Linked DNA regions of Homo sapiens: region 2 is linked to region 1. A link is a loop called in an ENCODE intact Hi-C map of the cell type or tissue named here. Cell type or tissue: left lung. All regions are shown on one strand.

Region 1 (8,000 bases):
ATGTAGTGCTCTCCCCCTTCCCCTAGGAATGGGGCTTCCTGAGAGCTGAACTGTAGTGATTGTTTTTGATCTTCTGGGTCTAGCCACCCAGTAGAGTTACAGGCTGGTACTGGGGAGTGTCTGCAAAGAGTCCTGTGATGTGATCCATCTTCAGGTCTTGCAGCCGTGGATACTATTCCAGCACCTGCTCCAGTGGAGGTAGTAGGGGAGTGAAGTGGACTCTTGAGGGTCCTTGTTTTTTCTTTTTGTTTGTTTAGTGCATTGGTTTTGTGTTTGTTGGCCTCCAGCTAGGAGGTGGTGCTTTCAAACTGTGGTCCTATAGGGAGGATGCATACTTCCCTACTTGCCCTAGGGACACCTGGTTAAGTATTCAGGTTTCTCAGGCGGTGGGCAGGGCCATACAGCTCCTAAGGGATTATGACCTTTGTCTTCAGCTACCAGGGCGGGTGCAGGAAGACCACCAGGTGGGGCCAGGGATAGACGTGTCTGAGCTCAGCCTCTCCTTGGGTGTGGCTTGCTGCAGCTACTGTTGGGGATGAGGGTGTGTTCCCAGTCCAATGGAGTTATATTCCCAGGGGGATTATGGCTGCCTCTGCTGAGTCATACAGGTCGCCAGGGAAGTGGGGGAAATCTGGCAGTCACAGGCCTCAGCCCATCTCCACGCAGCCTGCGGTCCTAAAGTCCGGTCTCACTCGCACTGTGCCCCACCAACAGGAGCAAGTCTATTTCCAAGCAGCCAGTGACCAGGGCTGGGAACTTGCCCCAGACCACAAACCTCCCCATTGAGAAAGCAAGCAGACTCAGGTTTTCGGCATCTCAGGGAGTCTGCAGCAGTGATCCAGTTCCTTTACAGGGTCTATGGATTCTCTCTCCAACTAGTATTTGAATGCCATTGTGCTTAACCAGAACACGTATGTTATTATTAGAAGCACCAATGAAATCTATTATTAAATAAAAACACACCTATTATTAAATTAGCCAAGCATTACACTATTGGAATGCTGTTTGTGTAGAGTAAGTTAGAAAAAAAAAATAGACAACTAGGGTTATTTTAGGAAGAATGGTCACTACTTTGATTGTTTTCAACTACTGACTACTCTAACTTTGGCCCTATATTCAGATTTGATTAAGACATTCCTTTCTAACCTTGCATGAATCCTCATCTTGGATTCAGATGCCTCCCTGGACCCTCCCATGGGCTCTGGGTGGATGTCAAAAGCTCGAGCAACTTCCAATAGGTCTTGAAAGGGTACTTGGATTGTGTTTACAGCAGTTTAGTTTTTTAAACATTGTTAGCCATGGACAGTGTGTTTGGCATAATAATAGTAATTGGGAGTACAAAAATGAGCAAGCTGTGGTCTCTTATCCTAGGATTCAGTCAGATGGTAGAAAAGCATGTTCCAACGAAGTCCCTTATGCTATGATGTGGTCAGAATTGTGACGCAGTCCTTTGCATTATCCTGCTGTGCACATTTTGATGGGGCTCCCAAACCCTGAACCATTGCACTTTCAGCAACTTTGAAGCCGCTGCTTACCCTTCTCTGATCCTCATTTCATGCCCCCCAGTCCTGCAAGAAAAGCACCAGGCACTGATCACAGACTCCCAGGCCAGCAGCAGCAGGTGTGAGAGGCTTAGGGGAAGGAGAAGAAGGGTAGCCTCTCTCTGTAAAGGTGAACTCCTGTCTCCTCTAGGATGCAAAGGGAATCTCGATTCAGACTCTCAGACACCTGGAATCCCTGCTGAGAGTCCAGCGGGAGCAGAAGGCCCGGAAGTTTTCTGAATTTCTGAGTCTGAGGGGAAAGCTTGTCAAGGAAGTCACCAGCAGAGCGAAGGAGAGACAGGAGAATGGCGCTGTGGTGTCCCAGCCAGACGGGCAGCCTTCAGGTACACTGGGGAGAGGGCTTGCTCAGGGCTGTGACCTGTAAGGGTCCCATTCTTGCCAAAACTTGTTTGCACATGAGGAGGGTATAGTCTCTGTCCCCCATTAGGGGCACTTCTCTGAAGGGCTGAGCTGGTAGGGTCCTTACAGGGGACTGAGTCCAGAAGTTCTCTGTTGAGGAAATAGGATCTGGGGTGGAGTGGGGGCATTTGTCCAGGGTCACTCGGGGAAGTTGGAGGAGAGCCGGAGCTGGAGCCTGTTGTCAGCCTGAACTGTCCCTGTGCAGACATGCTGCCTCCCTTAGCACCTTCATTCTGTTTGGCTTGTTGCGACCACAGTTGAGTGTCTCTTCAACAGAGAGCAGCCTATTCAGTTTCTGGCTCTACACACCAGGCATGCCAGCCTGGGGAGGCAGGCAGAGGCCCGGGAGCATTGAAGCTGCAGGTGGAGGCAAATATCAATTGAATGTAAACTTCTGCAGAGCTCAGATAGCCCCTGCTCTGGCCATGGGAGAGCATGAGAGACTGGGCCAGTTCTGCACGCAGATGAATTCTCAGAGCTCATAGTTGGTTCCTTGGGCCAGGTCATAGCTGCCACTTTACCATTTGTCCATGCTCTGGGGGTCATGACAAGAGAAGGCCCTGTGGTTCTGGTGGAACACGAAATTCTGTGGACCAGGACCCTTGAGTCTGTTCTTACGGAGCAAGTGTATTTGTGTTCCCAGGTTTGAGAGCCCCCTGTTTCCAGAGGGTTCCAAGAGGGTCTGGGCTGCTGTGGTGAGAGGCTCTGGGGAGGGCTTCAGTGGGTCTGGTCTGCTCATGCAGGTGCTGTCCTGCTCCTTTTACTTCGTCTCCTCAGTCAGGGACACATGTGGCCAGAAGGAGGCCAGTTCTGTATCTCCTGTGTCCAGGAAGAACCGATTTGAGCTCTTCATGCAAAAAAATTTTGCAGAGTATGGCCCACGTATCTCTGAGGATATGAGAGATGATTTTAGTTGCTACATCAACCAATCATTTTATAACTTATTTTTATTTTTCCTCATGTGAATTAGAAGAAAATAAGACTAACATAGCAATCCTGTGAGCTCATGGAAATTATTACTTGGACAAGTATCAAGCAGGTATTTTGTGCTTAAAAGCATTGTCATTTTGGCATGAAAATATGGTAAAAAAATGTATTGATGACCTGGGAAACTATAATATTTAGTTTAAACTTCTGGCCTTAAAATCTCTAAGGAAAGGACGGTTTTTATCTTGCATAGAAATCTCAGACAGAAGGGTATTTGTCCTGGTTGCCAATCTGCCTTTTATGCTCCAATTTAAACGTATATCCTTTTGCTCATTCAGTCAAATGTTCATTCATTCATTTGCCCACTCATTCATTTAGTACAGTACTTGCTGAGGTTGACTCTGTGCCAGGGCCTTCCACCTCACCTGGGAAATCAGCCAGGACCAGGTGATGTGATGGAGCCAAGCATGGGGGTGGTGGGAGCTCAGAGGAGGGAGGGGACAGGGACTTGGGGAGGATGAATGGAAAAACCCTCGGAATGCTGGCTTCCAAGAGAAAGCAAAGGTATCTTGCTCCTTCTAGGTGCTACGCCCCACCCACTCCCACACACCTTTGTTCCTGTAGTAAAAAAGCCAGGAGGGAGAGCCCCCTTCGCAGCCTTCCCTTTCCCTGGCCCTGGGGTTCTGCCTTCTCTGGAGATGTTACTGAGTTGTGAGATGAGCGCTGTGTTTTTGTGGCATTTTGTAGACCTTTCCTTCCAGCTCTGCACCTTTATTCTTTTCCTGGGTCCCACAAGTGCTGTCTTAATGCTCACCTCCCATTTCTGCTTGGACCCTGCCTCTTCTGTGGCCTGGGCAAGGCTGTGGGAAGTAGCGGTGAGGGCCCAAGATTAGGGCAGACAGACAACCTGGGTTTGTATTCACCACTTTCTTCCGTGGAGCTGAGGGCAAGCCTCTGTAGGGAAAATGATAGCCTCTGAAGATGCTCGGGGGCCAAGTGGTTGTATGTAAAGTGCTTTTCTTAGTATCTGGTACACAGTCATGGGAAGCTATTGTTATTTTCCCCCAGCAGGCTTGTCTTTGTCTTCCCCTTCTCTTCAGTTCACTCTTTCCTGGAAGCTCCACTTCTGAGTAGACACATTCACTGAGAGCAGTGCATAGCTGGCCCTTGAACAATGCAGGGGTCAGGGGCGCAAACCCCCCATGCAGTTGAAAATTTGCGTGTAACTTTTGACTGCCCCAAAACTTAACTACTCATAGCCTACTGTTGACCAGAAGTCTTACCGACAATATGGACTATTAACACACATTTTGTATGTTATATGAATTATAAGCTGTATTATTACAATAAAGTAAGCTAGAGAAAAGAACATGTTATTAAGAAAATCACAAGGAAGAGCAAATATGTTTACTATTCATTAAGGGGAAGTGGATCATCATAAAGGACTTCATCCTTGTTATCTTTGTGTTGAGTAGGCTGAAGAGGAGGAGGAAGAGGAGGGGTTGCTCTTGCTGTCTCACGGGTGGCAGAGTCGGAAGAAAATCCACGTATAAGTGGACCCATGGCTGTTCAACCCCACGTTGTTTCGGGGTCAACTGTATTTCAAACATTTTCTGATCTTGAATTACTGTAAGAAACTCATTTTACATTGTGACCCAATCCACACATGTCTGACTCCCTGTGATGCACTCTCTCTCTTCTCTTCCCATAAAAACTTGCTGATCCGGGACCGCTCTTGTGGCTATAGGTCTTGATGCAATTTGGAAAACAGAGGGGCTGTGTCCAATTGCCTGCCTTGGTACTGCCTTGCCCCAGACTGCATTTGGGAGGAGGTTTGAGTGGATCTTGATGGTTCATGCAGTCCTGCGGCGACCTCTGGTGGCAGTGGGGTCTTCCTGCAGGACTGCCTGCAGTGCAGCGGCTGTAGCGTGGGTTGGGGAGAGGGTAGCAGCCTTGGTGAAGTCCATCTAGGACTACTGAGCCCCTCTTCAGGCCCGCGGACTCCTGCTGGTCTTCAGTAATGACAACACGACCCTGGAGCACCCAGCTGCTCTCCTGGTCTCTGATGAAACTGTGGAACTGTGGTCCTAGCCTCGAATCTGGCCAGCAGAACACCTGATTTGGCAACAGTCATGAAATCTGCTGTGGTTATTACAGCACGGAGAGGGAGTAATTGTTCATTTCCAGGGTGTTGGAGCCACTTTCTCCCTCCTCTTAGGCTTGAGATCCAGCATGGGTGTACTCCAAAAATCATTCCTTTCTGTGTTTCCAGTCAAAAGCCAGCAGAGCACACTGGTCACCAGAGAGGCCCAGCCAAAGACCAGGACCCTGCAGGTGGCCTTGCCATCCACACCGGCAGAGCCACCCCCACCAACTCGTCAGAGCCATGGCAGCCATGGCTCCAGCCTGACCCAGGTGTCCGCCCCCGCTCCACGCCCCGGACTGCATGGACCCTCCAGCACCCCTCCTTCCTCGGGGCCCGGGATGAGGTGAGCCCCAGACTCTGCCCTCTCACCCCACCTGCAGTGGTGGCTCCTGGATTCAGGCAGTCCTGTTCTGGGCTCCCTCCAGGCTTCTGCAGATAGGAGGGGGGCAGACACATGTGAATAGAAGGTGCCTCAGGTGGGGTCCAGTCTGAGCTCTGGACTTGAGAACCTGTGCTCCCAGCCAAGACAAACCCACCCTCCCCTTACCCATGTCCTCCCCCAAACCCGTTCCCCCTCCAGAGGGGCTGGATCCTCAGATGGGCAGGGCTCTACTAAGGGAGATACTGGTGTGGCTGCTGCACTCCAGGGGTCTCCTGGCTGTCTTCTGGGCCTGAGGGAGGGAGCAGGGCTGGCCCTGAGCAAACCAAACCAGCTTGAAGCGTGGTGAAGTTTGGCTTTTGAAGTTTTCTTTCTGGCCCATGCATCCCTCATTTCTTCTCCTCCTCGTGGCAGCACGCCCCCGTTCAGTTCTGAAGAGGACTCAGAGGGAGACCGTGTGCAGCGTGTGTCTCTACAGCCCCCAAAAGTTCCTTCCAGGATGGTGCCCCGGCCCAAGGATGACTGGGACTGGTCTGACACAGAGACCTCGGAGGAGAATGCCCAGCCCCCTGGCCAGGGCTCAGGTGAGCTGGCACCTTTGGGTGAGTGGGCTGGGACCACCGGTGTAGCCCTTCTCCAGCCCAGATTTCTCAAGGCTCCAGAAACACCCTTTAGCTTCCTTTAGGCTTTCTTATTTGACATCTCTTTCTCTATTTGGCTTGGAAAGGATGGTCCTCCTTCGCCTCAGATATTTTTTTGTGGGATAGCAGAGATATCAGGAGAAAGCTAGAGTTTGAGCAAGGTTTAGTTTTACCCCTTGTTTTGTCATTAAATTGTTAACTGTGGGAGGTTGAAGGGAGCCATTCACCCCTTTTCTCCTCCATGTTCTTTCCAGTAGAGAGTAAACACTGTGGCCAGCTACGGGAGATCAAAGCCTCGCTCTAGTAGTGGTGACAGGGCCCAGGAATGCCTGAGGCATAGGCTTCCTGTTAGGGCTGGATTAGAGGAACAACCCGCACTTGAGGCCAAAGTGGGGGCCCCTCCAGCCTCCCCAAATCCAGATCCCAATCTTACTTGTGTGCAGGGCTGGGTTTGCAAAGAAGACCCTGAGTGTGCAGGCCCTTAAACAGGCAGCTGTAGGGTACACTCCAGCCAGGCTCCAACCCCAGCCACAGGGGCGGGGAGGGTCCGAGAGAAAGAGCTGGCACTGTCTTCTGGATCAGCGGCCCTCCTTCAGGTGCGCCGTGGCCCAGGGTGTGTTGTAGGCCCACCCCTCTGCTTGGCTTCTTCTGTGAGAGAGGGTAGTATGTGGGGAAGAAACTGGGAGGGTGTTTCTCCTATCCTTGTCCATCTCGGTGAGTAGAGCAGAAGTTCCTTCTTCTGTGGAAGCTCGAGGCGTGTGAGAGAAGGCTCTCCCCTCTATGTTGGTGTTGCTGGGTGCTCACCGCGTGCTCAGCTCTGTGTGGATCTCTTCGCACAAGTCTCCTCATTTACTCCTCACAGCACTGATGAGGGAAGGCTGAGCCACACACATCGTGACAGAAGTTGAAACTAAGCCTCATAGACATTATGACTGGCCCAAGACCACAGAACGATGTCATGGCAAGTTGAGATTCTGTATGATGTTTTTGAAGTTAATGTGTTAGAGTCACTGTTTATTTATTTACTTGTAAACCATTTTTCCCCCCAGAAAGAGCTGCCTTTAGCTGTGTTCCCAATGTTAAGAATATCCCCATAGTCTTTAATGCTGTTTGAGTTCATTAGCACCAGATCAAGAGTTGGTGGTCATAGAGTTAAATATCACAGTGGTCAAAGTAGCCTCCAAGGTAAACCTCAGTTACAACTTGAAGGGAAAACAGTTTCCTACCATGAACATTTTGACAAATATAGTTTTCAAGAACACATAGAGTGTAACACACATAACTTTTTGCAACAACTCAATTGTGAAAAATGTGGCTTCCCAGCAAAGCTTGAGACAGAGGAGGCAGCCACAGTCAACCTTTATAGCAGGCTGCCTTTGGGCCATGCAGCCTGTTTCATCATACAGGAAAGCTCTTTGCCCTTTTCAGCCAAGAGACTTAGAAATTCAACTTGTTGGTGGAAAGGGCATTGTAGAGACCTGAGCTAACTGTCATGGTAAGTGGAATGAAAATATTCGTTAAACGTATTATTTTCTATCTAACAGGTTGCAATGACTAGTTGAGCCTCCTTCTTTTCAAAACAACTGTCTACTCCCATTCTTTCAAGATTTTCCTATAAAACTGCCAACTGAGGCCTGTAGCTTCTGGCTTCAGTTGTATTTTCTAGCCAAGGCTGTGTTAAAGAATATGGAATTTAGAGTTTTGTCTTTCCAAGGTCAGTAAGTAGAAACCCTGGGATGTCAGGCTAGGCTTGCGGTCTGCAAATTTCTTGCTCTTAATAGACTCTGCAGTACTTGGCCATGTTTACAGCATAAGCCAAGCCTGCCAGTCCATCAGAATTCACCAGAAACAGATCTTTGGAGAAGTATCGATGCCCACCAGGCAAGGGCAATAGGGTGGCAAGGTCTTGGGACTGGGTGTTAGGAATCTTCAGAGAAAGTCTTGGC
Region 2 (8,000 bases), 46 kb before region 1:
TGCACTCCAGCCTGGAGACAGAGCAAGACTCCGTCTCAAAAAATAAATAAATAAATAAAAAATAAAAATAAAAACCATTCTGAGGAAAGGGTGTGGGCTTCATCAAACTGCCAAAGAGGAATCCCTCCTCCAAAAGGCAAAAGCCCAGGCAGGAGGCAGCTGGGGCAGCTCCTTCTAGATCCCACCCGCCCATCACTGCCAGCCAATGAGGGGCCATATCACAGCCACGCCTTAGGCCAGGCTTATCCAGCTCTGCATTTTCATTTTTGCAGAAGGGATGTTTTCCTGAGAAAGGAGGTCTTTTCGGTAAGTGCTCAGACTTCCTTCAAAGTGAACTTTTCAGGGATTGGGCTAGAATGTACGATCTGCCTAAGAAAGTTTCCTCTCAGATCCTGCCAGTTCTAGACATGTCAGAGTGCAGGCCTTTCTTTTGTTGCTAGATTCTTAGATTTTTCAGAAACCAGCAAACCAGATTTTATGTAAAATCCTCCTCTGACTGTATGCCTGCCTATCTATACATCAACGCAGAAAACCCAACAATACACTTTTGACCTAAAATCACCTCAGGGCTCATTAGTGGCCGGCATCCCAGCGCAGGGAGACCTGTCCCATACACCTCAGATACACTTCCCTTCAGGAGAATGGGATCCAGAGCAGGTTTCTAAGGTGTGATGCCAGCATTTGGCAGCAGAGGGCACTCCTATTACAGGCTGTCTAGGCTGTGTCCTATTTCCTGAGGTGTAGGAGGGAGACCGTCTGTGAAAGGGGCTGAGCTGGGTCAGAGGGCGGGTGACTAGTACTGGGCTGAGGAGGGAGTGAGGGGCCATTGGGATATTGAAAATCCATCCTCCTGTCCTCCCACCCAGCAGTTATGGGCCAGCTGCTCGGGGTGACAGGAATGTCTCCTGGACTAGCCAGCTAGGGCCAGTCTCCCTTGGTCTATGCACCTGTCCCCACGGCTGATGCCAGAGCTTGTGTGTGCTACAGTAGAGGTGGGCAGCAGAAATGACAGCTTTCCAGTGCCAAGTGATCTAGTCCTCTAGAGGTTGTTGGTATCCTTGGGACTAAGAAAATAACTTGGCACATGATAGGCATGCAGTAACTCCTCCCTGTGTTGAGTGTTGAACTAAGGCCCAGTAAGGGAAGAGTGTGAGGGTTCCATGCATGAGGTCTTAGTCAGCTCAAGATTCAGGATTTGGTTTTTGGCTAAGGTAGATCTGGGTGCATGTCAAGTCTACTTTCTTACACCAGCCCTGCAAAGGAGGGCACCCTATTTACACATGGGGAAATTGAGGCTGGTGGAAATAACATGCACAAAGGTATCCTCAGAACTACTTTCTGCAAATTTCAGGGATACAGTGGGAAGAGAGCTGAGAAGCAAATGTCCTTGGCGATTTCACAGTGTCAAGTCAGGAGTGCACACCACTGACTTGTAGGCCCAGGGCAGAGCCTACATGTAATTTAGCTAATTTGATTCTAACAACTCTTCTAGGTAGAGTTTACTTTTCCCATTTTACAGAGGAGAAAAATGAAAGGTCAGAGAGGCTACGTGACTTTCCCAGGGTTATGTAGCTTGGGAATGTGGAATGTAGATGTGTCTTTGACTCCCAAGGCCTGGACTCTTCTCTTTGCTCTTGTGGGTGGCAGAAAATCCTGGGGTGAAAAAAGTGCCCTGACTAGGAGAAGACGGCAGGAACAAGATCCCCCATCCGAATACATGGTGCACAGATATCCCAACTTAGTCCTGGTCCCTGCTCCATCCACTATTTTTTTTTAATGTTTAAAAAATTGTGATAAACTGTACATAATGTAAAATTTGCCATCGTAACCATTTTCAAGTGTACAATTCAGTGGCATTAAGTACATTCACATTATTGTGCAACCATCACTACCATTTATCTCTGGAACTTTTTCATCATTCCCAAACTGAGAATCTGTACTCATGAATCAATAACTACTCATTCCCCCTCCTCCAGCCACTGGTAACCACTATTCTACTTTCTGTCTCTGTGAATGGACTATTCTAGGTACAAGTGGAATCATACAATATTTCCAGGTATAAGTGGAATAATACAATATTTGTCCTTTTGTGTCCAGCTTATTTCATTTAGCATAATGCTTTTGCCTTGATCTGAATGTTTGTGTCCCTGCAAAATGGGGTTGAAATCCTGACCCCCAAGGTGACGGTATTGGGAGGTGGGGCCTTTGGGGGGTGGTTAGGTCATGAAGGTAGAGTCCTCATAATTGGGACTAGTGCCCTTATGAAAGAAACCCCAGAGAGCTAGCCAGCCCCCTTCTACTAAGTGAGGGTGCAGTGAGAAGATGACAGCCTATCAACCAGGAAACAGGCCCTCACCAGGCACCGAATCTGCCAATGTCTTGATTTTGGACTTCCCAGCCTCCAGAACTGTAAGAAAAAAACTTCTATTGTTTATATGCTACCCACTCAATGGTATTTTGTTATAGCAGCCTGAATAGACTAAGACAGTTTTCAAGGTTCATTCATGTGTCAGAATTTCCTTCCCTTTTAAAGTTAATATTACATTGTATGGATATACCACATTTTGCTTATCCATTAATCTGTCGATAGACATTTGAATTGTTTCCACTTTTTGGCTATTGTGAATAATGCTATTATGAACATGAGTATACAAATATCTGTTTGAATCCCTGCTTTCAGTTCTTTGGGGTATATACCCAGAAATGGAATTGTTGGATCTTTTGGCAATTCTTGTTTAATTTTTTGAGGAACTACCATTCTGTATCCACAGTAATGGTACCATTTTACATTCCCACCAGCAATGCACAGGAGTTCCAGTTTCCCTGCAAGTCCTTGACAACGCTTGTTCCCATACACATTTGCTTTGGCTGCCTCAAAATGTAGAGCTTGGCAGATTGAGATTGTGGTGGGACGAAAGCCTTTGAAATGGAAAAAAGAGAAAGAGGGAGGGAGAAGAGTTGCGGAGTGGAGAGAGAGAGAGTGTGTGTGAAAAGGAGCTTTTTTCCCACTCTTCCCTGACCCTCATGGGGGCTGCAGCGACTCCTAGAACCTTCAAGCAGCGAGACAGAGGTTCCCTCCACCAGGCGCAGAGCTCTCCTTACACCTGGCCTCCTATTCCCAGCAACTTTAAGGAGATATTTTTAAGTGGCCATGGTTTTATCAAATGCCTATTAAGTTTTTGCCACAAAAGGATTTTATTTAAAATAAAAATAGGGGTAGGTATTTGACTGATGCCCCTTGTGAGTGCTCTAGAGAAGAGGAATGAATACTGACATGTCCTATCTTCCCAGATGCAGAATTGTAAAACAAACATAACTGCTTTTCACATGTGAAAGAAAACTGGCTTAGAACATACTAGCGTTTTCTTTGCCATGAAGGAGTTCACCTTCAGTGACTAAGCCAGAACTACTAGAGTTGCCGGGCCTAGGGACAGGAGACATTGCCAGTGCTTAGCCAGGCTGGCCAGGACTAACCATCTCTGCAAGGAGTCCACAAGAAGCCTCAGGGCAGCCTTTCCCTGCTCCTATCAATTTGAGTTGAGCAACAAACATTTTGACCAAATATCAGCTCTATGGCACAACTCACAGTTACGGTGCCCACAAAACGGAATCTCAGCAAAGCAACTACTACTATGGGAAGAGATCAGGGACTAATATCAGGAGAAAAAATAAGTTTTTCAGTCCTGGGTTTCCAAGTTGGCATCCCCAGGGCAAACCAGCAGGTTGGGAGGGTAGGGGGTGGTGGGTGGGGGCTGCGGAGGGAAGGTGGCTGCTGTCTGTCTGATCAGACCTGGGGCACACCCAAAGAACTCTCCTAGCTTGGGATCCGGTCAGGAAGAAACCAGGACGGTCCCTTTAGGAGGGTGGGCAGGGCTATCTGCCCGGGGGGTGCGGCCGCCCCTGCACAGCAGGCTATCGATTGTACCGGAGGCAGGGTGTGGGGAAACCGGGGCAAGTCCAGCCTCTCAGCAAGGCCAGGAAGCCATTCACTTGGATCCTGGATTTTACTAACGGATTAAACGTGGCATTCCCGCCTTCCCCCATCCGTTACAGACCTAAAAATAGCTCGTCCGAGAGGGGCCGGGAGAGGCTCCACCTCTTCTTGAGGTGGGGCGGGGCGGCTGTAGTAGGAGCTGGAGGCACCAGAGACCCCAAGCCACGAGCTGACCGACGCACCGAGGAGCTCTCTGTCCGCGGTCCCGCAGGTTGGCGGCACTGGAGTGGGCCGGGCAGGCTCTGCCTCCGCCGCAGAGAGCGCCCGGACTGCGTGGGGCTGGGGAAGCATCCCGGGAACGGCGGGCGGTGAGCATTCCGGGAACCATCTCTGGGCTGTCTGGGGCGGTGGAGCAAGTCTGGAGGCGGGACGTGGGGCGAGTATGGGAGCCGCCACCTCGAGACGTCTTCCCGCCGTCCCCGGCTCCAGGAGACCCCACGGTGAGCGGGCCGCGCGGGAAAACTATGCCAGGAATTCGTCCCGGGAGCGGGGCGGGTGGGTAGCTTGGCTGCAGTCCGAGGGATCAGCGATTCGGGAGGTTAAACATTAGCGGGGGCGAACTCCCTGCCGGGGTGCAGCGGGGCGCGGGAGGAGCCGGCTGCGTGCGTCCGCGCTGCCCAGGGCGCGCCCTTCTGGCCCGGCGCGGCCCTGCAGCCCGGCCCCCTCGGCCTGCTCCGAACTGCGGCGCCCAGGGAGGGAAGGACCCGTGCGCGGGGGACGAATGACGGGATGCCCCAAGACTCGGCTTCACTGGGAAGACGGCCTTGGGTTTTTACTTTTTGAAAAAAGAAAAGTGATTTGGGAGGGCTTGATGATCTGAGTGCCGTAGGTAAAGGAGGATTCTTTTAGTAATGAGGTGATTTAAAAGCAATCGCATTGGCATCTTTCGTTCCCCTTCTTCCTTTCCTGGGCTGGACCTCAGCAGGAGGCAGACGTGGTATTTTCATCCTGAGGTGGCTGCGCATAAAGTCCACCGAAGACCTGCTCAGTGCAGGACAGGGATCAGGAGGCAGGGCAGAGGAGGGGGTCCGAGGCTGCCTGGGCAGGGCCTAGTTCACGGAGCACTTCCTAGGGGCCCAGGGCCTAGGCTGCCCCTGCCTGGTCTCCTGGAATTCGATTTCTAACAGGACTTTGGAGAGAGGCCTGGGAAGTATGGGGTGTTCTGACTTGGCTTCTCACACCCTCATCTGCAGATAGGGTGGGTGATCTCTCCCTTCTCAGTTGCAGCCCCTAGCACCTCTCCTCCCCCTCCCGGATGTGAGGACTGGCCAGTGAGAACAATCCTGCTTAGGGAAGGCTGATCCTCCAGTCTAGTGGCTGATAAGGGGCCTTCTGACTGTCTTGGTCAGACACCTCCCTCATCTGGGAATATTTTTTGATACTATCTAACTTGATAAAATACCTCATGAAGTTGTATGCTTCAGGTTGGGAACAGAAACCTGAGTTCATGTGGGCACCATAACTGTGGGTTGTGCCATGGAGCTGATATTTGGTCAAAGGTTTTTTGCTCAACTCAAATTGATAGGAGCAGGGAAAGGCTGCCCTGAGGCTTCTTGTGGACTCCTTGCAGAGATGGTTAGTCCTGGCCAGCCTGGCTAAGCACTGGCAATGTCTCCTGTCCCTAGGCCTGGCAGCTCTAGTAGTTCTGGCTTAGTCACTGAAGGTGAACTCCTTCATGGCAAAGAAAACGCTAGTATGTTCTAAGCCAGTTTTCTTTTACATGTGAAAAGCAATTATGTTTGTTTGTTTTACAATTCTGCATCTGGGAAGATAGGACATGTCAGTATTCATTCCTCTTCTCTAAAACACTCCCAAGAGACATCAGTCAAATACCTACCCCTATTTTTATTTTAAATAAAATCCGTTTGTGGCAAAAACTTAATAGGCTTTTGATAAAACCATGGCCACTTAAAAATATCTCCTTAAAGTTGCTGGGAATAGGAGGCCAGGTGTAAGGAGAGCGCTGTGCCCGGTTGAGGGGACCTTTGTCTCGCTGCTTGAAGGTTCTAGGAGTCGCTGCAGCCCCCATGAGGGTCAGGGAAGAGTGGAAAAGGAGAACACCATGGAATCTGAGAATAAGGCTAAGCTCTGCAGTGGCAGTACTTCAGGAGAGCTCCCAGGTCCCTGTCATCTCTGTTGAGGTCTCTGGAGCTCCCTTGCATACTGTGTGTGCATAGCCTGTTTGCAAACTGTGTGAAGGTTTCCTTGGCAGCCACAACAATTAGCATTAATGACACGCCTGAGCTCCCCCAGTGGGCACTGCTGAAGTTAGCTTGGGAGCCAGGGCAGGTTTGTAAATGATTGCCTGGCAGCCACCTTGGAAACTTGGCTCCCTCAAGTTCTCCTCTTGACTGCATTCTTGAGGAAGCAGAAGAGACAGTAAAGTGGTGATGTTGTTGTTGTTGTCTAGCTGTCAGTTTATGTTAAAAAATAAGGTGTTTGGCCAATTTTGAGGGAGTTATTTTTGACAGATTATTGGTGGGCCGGTTTTAGAAGAACCATAAAGTCTCCAGGGATTGTTTCACAGTGGGATGGCTGTCTTGTGAGGTGGTGAACAACTTGTCACTGGGAGTGTGCAAAGCAAGGGTGGTAGATGGGTTTTCTATATTCTAGATGGGTGTGGGATTGTCCCAGGCAGAAACCAACTCTTAACAATGAAGCAAGTTTGAATGTTAGCACAAATATTCTTTTGGGTCCCTTATTCATAATATTGGTCTAGGAATGGGAAGTTTCCCAAAACCCTGTCAATATATCTAAAGGTGATTAAACAGCTTCAGTTTTCCTAATGACAGTGAGTCATTTCTTCTCTCTCTTTTTTTTTGAGACGAAGTCTCACTCTGTCGCCCAGGCTGGAGTGCAATGGTGCGATCTCGGCTCACTGCAACCTCTGCTTCCCAGGTTGAAGTGATTCTCCTGCCTCAGCCTCCCGAGTAGCTGGGACTACAGGCATGAGCCACCACGCCCAGCTAATTTTTGTATTTTTAGTAGAGACAGGATTTCGCCATGTTGGCCAGGCTGATTTTGAACTCCTGACCTCAGGCGATCTGCCCTCCTTGGCCTCCCAAAGTGCTGGGATTACAGGCGAGAGCCACTGCTCCTGGTTGACAGTGAGTCATTTCTTCCTTGTGTTTTTATTCCCAGATGTGGGAAAAGCAGTCTGCTCACAATTCGTCTGAAAAAAGCACGATGTCCTTGCCCCTGGGGTGTATGGTTTCCAGGTAACATGCAACACTCTCATTTGGCTTTTTGTCCGCCTATCCTAATCAGGACGCAAGCTGTGGAGCTGAGTCGGGTTCAGACAAGCCCTGCTGAAATACAGGGAGAATTTAGAATCCCCAACACTAACCCTGTGGTGATTTGCTGTAAACTCTGTCAGCGCTTGCACTTTGGTCAAGAAAACTCAGGTATTGTAATTTCCATAATGGAAAATAATTTGTATATCATTATAATTATCATAATTATTAAGAGTTTGGCATAATTCAAAAGCTCTGGAGTCAGATAGAACTTGGTTTGAATCTTGGCTTCATTATTTAGTAGCTGAGTGAGCAGGGATCTTAGCTTCTCTGAGCCTCAGTTTCTACATCTGTGAGATGAGACGAACCATAGCCATCTACAAGGCTATATGAGTTTAGAATTACTACTTTTAAAGGCAGGCACAGTGCCTGACATATAGATGTTTGATAAATATTACCTATTATACTATCATCATATCATCATAATCATCTTCAAGTTCCACAGTTCTGCTCCATCTTTTTTTTTTTTTTTGAGACAGAATTTCATTCTTGTTGCCCAGGCTGGAGTGCAATGGCACAGTCTCTGCTCACGGCTGACTGCAACTTCCACCTCCTGGGTTCAAGCAGTTCTCCTGCTTCAGCCTTCCAAGTAGCTGGGATTACAGGCACCCACCACCATGCCCAGCTAATTTTTGTATTTTTAGTAGAGACGGGGTTTCACCATGTTGGCCAGGCTGGTCTTGAACTCCTGACCTCAGGTGATCCGCCTGTCT

What was found. Peaks named below come from ENCODE experiments on the same cell type or tissue, not always from the same donor. Only the 100,000 strongest peaks of a DNase experiment are listed, where the experiment ranks them.
Region 2: a loop joins it to region 1, with 4 times the contacts of the local background. A loop is called at or near these places in 99 of 110 quality-filtered maps.

What each region holds. Positions count from the first base shown.
Region 1 is chr3:138,065,528-138,073,527 of GRCh38, reverse strand. DZIP1L (DAZ interacting zinc finger protein 1 like) reads left to right here. Exons shown (of 16, transcript NM_173543.3): 12 at 1,693-1,885; 13 at 5,161-5,377; 14 at 5,828-5,997. Among named protein-coding and RNA genes, the nearest start is that of DZIP1L, 46 kb to the left of the region's middle. RefSeq lists enhancers at 2,300-2,801, 6,760-6,809. In left lung, CTCF peaks have their summits at 4,583 and 4,791 (motif pointing left); a DNase peak (open chromatin) is centred at 4,787; H3K27ac peaks cover 607 bases.
Region 2 is chr3:138,111,762-138,119,761 of GRCh38, reverse strand. It overlaps DZIP1L (DAZ interacting zinc finger protein 1 like), which reads left to right and starts at 4,154. Exons shown (of 16, transcript NM_173543.3): 1 at 4,154-4,434. RefSeq lists enhancers at 3,842-4,341, 4,342-4,843 and a silencer at 4,500-4,719. In left lung, CTCF peaks have their summits at 656 (motif pointing right) and 4,649; DNase peaks (open chromatin) are centred at 3,887, 4,281 and 4,631; H3K4me3 peaks cover 1,797 bases; H3K27ac peaks cover 1,857 bases.